2 separate regions of the Homo sapiens genome follow, and region 1 is linked to region 2. A link is an interaction called in ENCODE POLR2A ChIA-PET data of the cell type or tissue named here. Cell type or tissue: GM12878. All regions are shown on one strand.

Region 1 (5,000 bases), 57 kb before region 2:
GTAACCAAAACAGCATGGTACTGGTACCAAAACAGAGATATAGACCAATGGAACAGGACAGAGCCCTCAGAAATAATGCCGCATATCTACAACTATCTGATCTTTGACAGACCTGACAAAAACAAGCAATGGGAGAAGGATTCCCTATTTAATAAATGGTGCTGGGAAAACTGGCTAGCCATATGTAGAAAGCTGAAACTGGATCCCTTCCTTACACCTTATACAAAAATTAATTCAAGATGGATTAAAGACTTACATGTTAGACCTAAAACCATAAAAACCCTAGAAGAAAACCTAGGCAATACCATTCAGGACATAGGCATGGGCAAGGACTTCATGTCTAAAACACCAAAAGCAATGGCAACAAAAGCCAAAATTGACAAATGGGATCTAATTAAACCAAAGAGCTTCTGCACAGCAAAAGAAACTACCATCAGAGTGAACAGGCAACCTACAAAATGGGAGAAAATTTTTGCAATCTACTCATCTGACAAAGGGCTAATATCCAGAATCTACAATGAACTCAAACAAATTTACAAGAAAAAACCAAACCACCCCATTAAAAAGTGGACAAAGGATATGAACAGACACTTCTCAAAAGAAGACATTTATGCAGCCAAAAAACACATGAAAAAATGCTCATCATCACTGGCCATCAGAGAAATGCAAATCAAAACCACAATGAGATACTATCTCACACCAGTTAGAATGGCGATCATTAAAAAGTCAGGAAACAACAGGTGCTGGAGAGGATGTGGAGAAACAGGAACACTTTTACACTGTTGGTGGGACTCTATGGTTGAAATAGTTCAACCATTGTGGAAGTCAGTGTAGCGATTCCTCAGGGATCTAGAACTAGAAATACCATTTGACCCAGCCATCCCATTACTAGGTATATACCCAAGGATTATAAATCATGCTGTTATAAAGACTCATGCACACGTATGTTTATAGCGGCACTATTCACAATAGCAAAGACTTGGAACCAACCCAAATGTCCAACAATGATAGACTGGATTAAGAAAATGTGGCAAATATACACCATGGAATACTATGCAGCCATAAAAAAGGATGAGTTCATGTCCTTTGCAGGGACATGGATGAAGCTGGAAACCATCATTCTCAGCAAACTATTGCAAGGACAAAAAACCAAACACCGCATGTTCTCACTTATAGGTGGGAATTGAACAATGAGAACACATGGATACAGGAAGGGGAACATCACACACTGGGGACTGCTGTGGGGTGGGGGGGAGGGGGGAGGGATAGCATTAGGAGATATACCTAATGCTAAATGACGAGTTAATGGGTGCAACACACCAACATGGCACATGTATACATATGTAACAAACCTGCACGTTGTGCACATGTACCCTAAAACTTAAAGTATAATAATAATAAAATTAAAAACAAAAAAGAATCAATACCAAAAAATCTTTGCTACAAAATAATGAAAGTCTGCTCTCTTGAAAGGGGAAAATGCAAGAGAAATACCTAAATAAGCATATCTATAGAGAAGAGAGTTACTTATAAAGAACTGGAAAATTGAAAATTGCCTCAGGACAATTCTAAACTGCTGTGCTGTTTATCAGTGTTCAGATAGCTCTTGTCATGGAGGCATTGCACAGAAAAATCTTACTTTAGCCATTGTCCTCAGTAGGAACTTTTATCGCAGTTCCTCATAAACAGCAGAATTGATTTCATTTTCTCCCCACTTCCCTCTAGATCTTTGCAAACATTAATCAAGTACTGAAATGGCAAAGGGCACAAAGCAGAAGAGAAAAATAAAAAGAATGGATAATCTGCAAATTAGAAAATCCATCTCAGGTATCAGAGAAATGACCTCTTATGAATAGAGTGAATTATTTAGGTCTCATGAGGTAGTTGTCTAGAGAGAAAAGAAGAAAAGCAAAAGGCATAATTGGGTAGTGGAATAAGTAATTAAAATAACAACAATGAAAAATATTCTAGAACATTTAGAAATTTTCATGTTGGTGGCCTCTATACATGTAATGTTTAAAATATTACACACTTACCGAAACCACCAACATGATAATTTGTTGCCAGCCTAAGGCATTTTGAAGTTGACTTTAGAATAATGCTTCTCCTTGCATCACTGCAAATGTGTCATGACTGGGGAGGTGAGGGCAGCATTCAGTACATGTACTTAGGGTTCTGTGAAGTGCCAGGTCGAGTGACTCACATCGAATTAGGTGCATCTGTTCACCTACCTTTTCTCTTGTGATAATATTCAGCTATGTAACTTACAATGAATCTTCCTCGTGCTGTTAAATGTATCAGAAATATATTCCAGTGTTTATTTTAGGTTTGGGGTATTTCAAGGGAAGGGGCGATTGGTATTCATAGCAAGTTATAAAATTCTGAAATAGACTGTGTATATTGAATTATGAATTAAAATGACTGACTGAAACAGGACTAGCATTCTTCTAAACTGTGAGTATGACTTGGAAAAAAAAGTAAATGGTGTTATACATTTTTTGTTGTCTAAATTTTAGACACTTGTATTTACTTTTAAGCTAGACCACCCATTTATTTTTTGAGGAAAAACACACAGCACAATGAGTCTTTAAGGGATGAAATTGTAAAACTAGGTCCCCACATTATGCTGAAGAAAGACAGGGCTATTACTTGCATGCAGATGTTTCCGGTCTAAGAAGTTATTTGTTCTATTGGGAAATGTTAATTGAGTCCCTTTTAGTAGAACCTGGCCTCTGTGGATTTGGTTGTCTTTGGGAGAAATGTTCCTTTTCCAAAACTGCCCAGTGCTGTAGATTATTGCTTATTCTCAGAGTTGTGGGTGTAAAACTTTCAGGCAACTGATTGCAGGAAATCTGAAAAGAAGATCATCAAGAATGTTGGAAACACTGGTAGGCATGAAGCTCCCTGGAGGAAGCCTGACGAGAGGAACCTGATGCTCCATGTGTGGCATTATCTAAGATTGAATAACTTCACTGCAGGCACAGTGGACTACTTTGTTCTGATGAGTCATAGGACCGCACCCTGATGGGTGGGGTTTCCTTGATAATTCCCTACTGTTCCCACTGTCAGTCATACAGAGAAAGGTCAGATTGAGGTCAGGAAATGAGGTAAGCCTTAGTGTGAAAAGGTGTCTGAGAAAGGCATTTCTTGCTTGGGCCTATTGATAATTTGGTCTAGGTTCCTAAAATGTAAAAAGAAGCCTTGGTGATTAAAAGTGCAGAACAAAACCTTGCAGTCAAAATAATGTTGATCTGCTACAGGAGTAACAAGTTGCTAAACAGTGCTACTCAAAGTATAGTTCCAGGATAAGAACAGGTGAAAGAAGTATGCTATGAGCTGATAAAAGAAGTCTGCCATCAGTCATTGATGACAAAGCACAGAAATGTAGAGCTAGAAACCTTTAGAACAGATTGATTAATTTTATATTTATGTAATCTAATAATAAATAAATTGAATTTGTATTTTTATAGCCTTTTAAATTTCATGATTTTAGCTATTTATTTTTACTACATTTTAGAAAAGTTTTAGTCAATGACAGATTAAAAATAAAAATGATGGTCCTTTATTATAAATAGCTTGAAAGCACTTGTGTTAACCTCTTTATTGAAGTTTCATATCTAGAAAATGTCACAGATTTATTGTAAATAATAAATGAGATGATGTTTGGAAAGTGCTTAGCCTAATTCCTGGTACTTATTAGCTACTTGATAGACAGAAGCTGATTTTAATATATAGAAATTGTTACTATTTAAGTTGGGACATAGAGAATGAAGAGGAATTCCCTACATGAAGAAGTTAAGAGTGTAGGCTAGAGAGAAGGACCAGGATTATGCAAAAATATAAATTTATGAAAGGGCATGCCAATTATTATTTGTCCATTCTCACACTGCTATAAAGATACTGCCTGAAACTGGGTAATTTATAAACAAAAGTGGTTTAATTGACTCACATTTCTGCATGGCTGAGGAGGCCTCAGGAAACTTACAATCATGGCAGAAGGGGAAGGGGAAGCAAGCACCTTCACAAGGTGGCAGGAGAGAGACTGAGTGAGGGAGGAAGTGCCACAGTTTAAAACCATCAGCTCTTGGGAGAACTCACTCACTATCATGAGAATAGCATGGGGGAAACCGCCTCCATGATCCAGTCACCTCCCACCAGGTCCCTCCTTCAACATGTAGGGATTATAATTTGAGATGAGATTTGGGTGGAGACATGGAGTCAAACCATATCACCAACATGGCTGCAATTTGAATGTGCAGGTCAAAGCCATAACAACTAAAATATAAGTGTGGCCATCATGTGTCCTGGGATGTGCTGGAGAGTCTTGTTCAATAGTCGAGCCTACTAAGGAGATAATTAAGGAGAACTAAGTGCCATTAAGAAGAATAATCCTTAAGAATTATTTTAAAGTCCTCGAATATTCCAATATTTATAATTCTTATATTCTTTCTAATTTTAGTTCTGAAAATATAGCCATTCTAAATGTTGATGGTGTTTGACATTTTTCAATTGGTAAGATCAAAAATGATAAAATATGGGCATTGGGGTTTATTTTTGTATGATGCTAAATGTATCCAAATGCAAAACCAAATGTGTTAAAAGATTATAAAGGAAACAATGAATGCATTTAAAAAATTAAATGTTTATAATTACTCTACAATACTTTTCACATATGCAAAGGTCTTAATTACAAACACTCCTTAATTATAGACCCTTGCATGACCTCTACTGGGAAGAATAACTTTGTTTTTCATTACAGTAAGGGAAAGTATCCTCTTTAAAATAATAAATCTATGTCTTTATATAGATATCTGTTAATTACTTTTCATTAATTGAACCATTCAGAAATATCAAGGTGTGCAGATGCTCTCCTGTTTTAGGAAGGTTTCAGTCACATTTTACTATTCATTATTTATGTGTCACAACACACTTATTGTCTAGGAAATATGCTGTAATCTCTGCATGTATATTACTATCTAAAAGATGCACAAACATTAATG
Region 2 (5,000 bases):
ATTCATCTGGCAGAATCATTTAGATTAAAGCAACCATAAGTGAAAAGCACAACACCTAGCAAACGCCATTGAATCTGACATCTTTCTAGGTTTCATCAGAGTCTTTTACAGCCCTTTTTCCTTGCTAGCTAGATCAACCTGATTCTAAAAAATGCAGTAGAGAAACAAAGTAACATAATCAGAGATGGTATTATAAGGTCTATTAACAAAGCAGCTCAGTCATATCAGCTGAAGGGAAACAGCTGTGGATGCTGAAACCCTTAATACATTAACCCTTGTGTTGCTATTTATAAGAACCCTCTGTCTGTCATCATGCCTGTTGTGTCTGTCATTTGCACCTGGTATGAGGGTCTTATGGAACAATCATATATCATTTACATGCAGTCAAGAGCCAATGCATTGTAGAATCATTATTCCTAAATGCTGAACTCCTTTGAATTTAAAGAAAAAAATGCATGAGTACATAATTAAATTGATAATACATTACATCGAAATTCATTACCTGGAAGATATGCATAACTTAAAAAAATTTTTTTTGAGTTCCTGTGTTTTTTGAATGGAGATCCTTAATTAATCCTATTCATTGTCAAGTTTAACCATGATTTAGGATGTCATTCAAATGCATGTTCCTGCTCAAAATGAAAACTGTCAATCAACTTAAATATATACATTTATATATATATATATACACATATATATATATATATATATTTCACTTTTCTCCATCACCATGATGGTCTTCATTTTCTCAGAAAAAAAAAGAAATCATTCTGTTCTTTCTTTAGAGCGATGTCTCTAACAAGGCAATTGCCTAGTCAAAGAATTGAAAAGCTCTTTGGACAATGTGAAAACTTTCCACTTAACCACAGACAATTGTGTTTTCTTTTCTTGAGTTTTTGCTTACCAGTAGCAAATGTCTATGGTTACTAGGAATGTGTTATTGTTTTCCAGAAGGCCTGACCTCTACCTAAATTTGGATTTGACGTATCCAAAGTTCAACCAAATAGAGAGGGGGAAGATGATCACTGAAGTCACCAAAAGCGTAATATATCATGGAGAATTTTAGCTGCTTCTGCCCCTCGCAACTCATGAAAACACACTAGCACCAAGCAAAAGAATTATTTTAGAATATGCTTAGGATAAGAACCTCTCTTATTTAAATAAAATGACCTGAGGATTCCATTATCTCAAAATGGATCTACTCAAATTACAATGCATGTTTTTGACTATTTGTGTAACTATGGAAAACCGAAGTAAAGGCATTGGTGCAAGCTGCGGATTGGCTCAACTGAAATGCCTTCCAACACCAAAGAGCATGCAGAAGCTCACACATTTCTTAGACTACCTTGCAGTTAGGGTTTCATGTATGACTGAAGTTTCACCAACTAGATGATCTCAAGCAAAACTTTGAGTCAGGAATTTGTTCTATGAAAAGAGAAGCAATTTGGAAATAGCCACTTTGAAGGTATAGAACATGGCAGAAGTGGCTGGTTCTGAAGGTGACAGCTGTAGGGCAGCTTCCTAGTTTAGCAAATAAAGTACTGCTTTCATAGTCCTGCTGAAGGAGGGGTAGCTTTCCTGTTGAGAAAGGAAAAAAGGAAAACTGAGTCACTCTCAGTAACTTGGGAAGCAGTGATTGAGGGCAATTTTGTTAAGATCAAGAACGTTCTAAGACCAAACATTGTTATGTTCTTGAATATTGTCTCACCTTCATTACTACTCATCAGTATTTATATTTGTTAAATAATAAATATCTTTCTATTCACTTGCAGGAAGCAACTGGGGACTTTGGATGGACCATTTATGATTTTACACATTGATGGCTTGTGGTTTAAGCACAAGGTTGGTGCATTGTGTCTGTACTCTGCTGGTACTTTTGTGTCTAGTAAAGAGTTGTATATGGCCTTTTAGTCTGCACAGAAAATAGGCTGAGTTTGTTCTTAGGATGACCACTATCCCAATTTGTCCAGGACTGTCCCTGTTTTAAAACTGAAAGTCCCACGTGCCTAGAAATATTTAGTCCCACACAAATAGGCATATTTGGATATCCTATTTGTATGCTGCCTTCTCAGCCTGCTCTGTCTCCCCCCACTCTTCCTTGCACTAACAGCTTTTATGTTATAGAAAACCACCACGGCTGAGTTTTTCTACAGCTACTGCTCTTTTCAGAGAGCAAACACCTGTCAACTTTGTCTGCTAATGAGCCCTGTTCCCCTGGGCAGTGATCTGCTCATTTCTTCTTTTCCCAGAGGACTAAACAACCCAGCCCAGGCTTGACTGCCTGGTTCTTCCTTGGAGCACACATGGCACAAAATACTTCCAAAGCAAAAATAACTGAAAACACACTGGAGCTTACTTTTGGTAGCATGGCAACCAAACCACTGCTGGCTGCATTTGAAAGCTCCTTATTACTGTGAAAGTTATTTTGCATAAAGTTACTTGTTAACTAGGCTAGACACTTTCAGCTCCCTGTGAACCTTGCTTTTTTACAGATTATTTTCCCCCTCAGAAACCTTTTTGAACCAAAGGAGATTTGGAGATATCATGAATAATAATAGGAAATACTTGCCAAGGCCCTTCCAAAGGGTTGAGAGTATCCCTGCATACTAAGCCTAAATTACTTTGGGTTATTTCTTATTCTTTTGACTACTTAATGATAGAGAACAAAAAATACACCACAATACTCTATTCTTTTTATTCAGTTCAAGATAATATCCGACTCTCTATCGTATCCAGCCAGGTATGTGCATCACAATGTCAACCAAAAATTGTTAAGGGTAATGGGTGATTACTCACTCACTCTCATCCCAACAAAGAAAAAAATTATGGGCCTTAATAATTTGCAATTTATCCTTAATTACTTATACAGTTTTATTTCCCACTACTCTCCAATCATTTAAACACTTTAACTAGGTAATCTCATTGATCTAAAAATAAAACACTTGTAATTGTTTCCTAATCTCTGTTCATCCTGTTGCCACCATTAGAGTATTCTCTCCTCTACTCTTTGTTGATACTGTACCACAACTCAGGCAATTACTGTTATGAGTACCATGACTCGTACTACAACTAAGATTGTGACTACACCAACGATTACTACTTTGACTCTTATGACAACATCATTAATGAGTTAGATAAGTTAGAATGAGACTGACCCTGTATTGGGTGCTCTGCAATAATTGTCTCATTTGAATCTTCACCATTACTCAAAAAGTGACTATCATTTTTCTTTGATGGGTGAGGAAACTGAGGTTTGAGATACGAGGTAACTGTCACAAAGTCACAAAGAAAACAGATGGTGGGTATTGGTATGGACCCAGGTCTTTAGGACTTTAAAATTCACATGCTTAAAAATACTTAAATGTTGCTCTGTCGAGGGGAATCTTTCCTAATGATTTCACTCCAGACTGATAATCATTCCTTTATGGTCCTTATTTTCTATATCACTCATATGAATAGTAATGGTATGTTGCTCAACATTGCTATTTTACTAAATGGAATATACATTTATTTTCACTCATTGAAATAGTAAGAAGTATATTTCCCTACTTCTGTGCTAATGATAAGCACATAGTTATAGCTTAGTAAATATTTTTTGAATTGATTTAGTTATTGAATTTCACTGACTCCTCTAACAAAGTAACCAAAATATTTCTAACATTACCTTCTAAATTCAAAAGATATAGGTAATGGAATAGTATTCAGCCATAAAAAAGAATGAAATTCTGTCATTTGAGGCAACATGGATGAGCTTGGAGGTGAAATACGCCAGGCATAGAAAGACAAATACCACATGTTCTCACTCATATATGAAAGCTAAAGGGGTTCATCTCATAGAAGTAGAGAGTAGAATAGTGGTTACTAGAGGATGGGATGGGTAGGTAGGAAGGAGAGGTGGTAAAGGGGAAAGAGAGGTGGTCAGAGGGTGGCTGGTAGATGCAGTGTTGCAGCTGGATGGGAGGAATGGGTTCTTGTGTTCTATGGCACTGTGGGTTGACTATACTTAATGACATTTTACCATGTATTTTCCAGAGGATGGGGGAACAGATTTTGGGTATTCCCAACATGGGGAGGTGATAGGGGTTTAGGGTGATGAATGTGCTGGTTGCCTAGAGTTGGTCATTGCATGTTGTATGTATTATCAGGCTGTGCTCCATAAATATGTACAATTATTATCTATCAATTAAAAATACAAGCAAAAAATTGTACATGCTCATGGAGTGCCATGTGGCATTTCAATCCATGTATACATTGTATGGTGACCAGATTGGGGTGACTGGCATGTCCATTGCCTCATGTCCATTACCTTATCCTTTCTTTGTGCTAAGACCATTCAGGGTCCTCTTTTCTGGCTACTCTGAAGGGTATGGTGCACTGTCTTTGACTATGTTCTCCACGCTGTTCAGCAGAGCTCCAGAGCTTGTTCCTCCTACCTAGATACAGCTTTATGCCCATTGACCAACCTCTTCTCTTTCCCACTCCACTCTACTTTCCCAGCTTTGGTGGCCACTGTTCTCTCTACTTCTATAAGATCAACTTTTAAAAAATGATTTTAATGACTGCATAATATAAAATTAAAGTTTTCAGGCTCAATGTTTTAAATAAATTAATTAACTAGCTCTCTAAAAGTTCAATAAAACTTATCATGAGCTGCATGTTGTGCCTACATGGTCTCACCCAAGGGAAGGTGAGCACATTCATGTTGAGTGGTGAAAATCCAGGCAATATGTCTGTATGGTTCTTTTATTATTATTACTATTATTATTATTATTATTATTATTATTATTATTATTATTATTTGGAGACGGAGTCTTGCTCAGTTGCACAGGCTGGAGGGCAGTGGCGTGATCTCAGCTCACTGCAAGCTCCACCTCCTGGATTTACGCCATTCTCCTGCCTCAGCCTCCTGAGTAGCTGGGACTATAGACGCCCGCCACTATGCCTGGCTAATTTTTTTTGTATTTTTAGTAGAGACAGGGTTTCTCCGTGTTAGCCAGGAT

What was found. Peaks named below come from ENCODE experiments on the same cell type or tissue, not always from the same donor. Only the 100,000 strongest peaks of a DNase experiment are listed, where the experiment ranks them.
Region 1: POLR2A ChIA-PET joins it to region 2 with 5 read pairs; 1 of 35 experiments calls an interaction of 5 or more read pairs at or near these places.

The regions. Positions count from the first base shown.
Region 1 is chr12:82,648,836-82,653,835 of GRCh38, reverse strand. No RefSeq gene overlaps it. Among named protein-coding and RNA genes, the nearest start is that of TMTC2, 36 kb to the left of the region's middle. RefSeq lists an enhancer at 2,599-3,798. In GM12878, no CTCF peak of the experiment used is centred here; a DNase peak (open chromatin) is centred at 3,005.
Region 2 is chr12:82,591,410-82,596,409 of GRCh38, reverse strand. No RefSeq gene overlaps it. Among named protein-coding and RNA genes, the nearest start is that of TMTC2, 93 kb to the left of the region's middle. In GM12878, no CTCF peak of the experiment used is centred here; DNase peaks (open chromatin) are centred at 2,309 and 3,089; H3K27ac peaks cover 679 bases.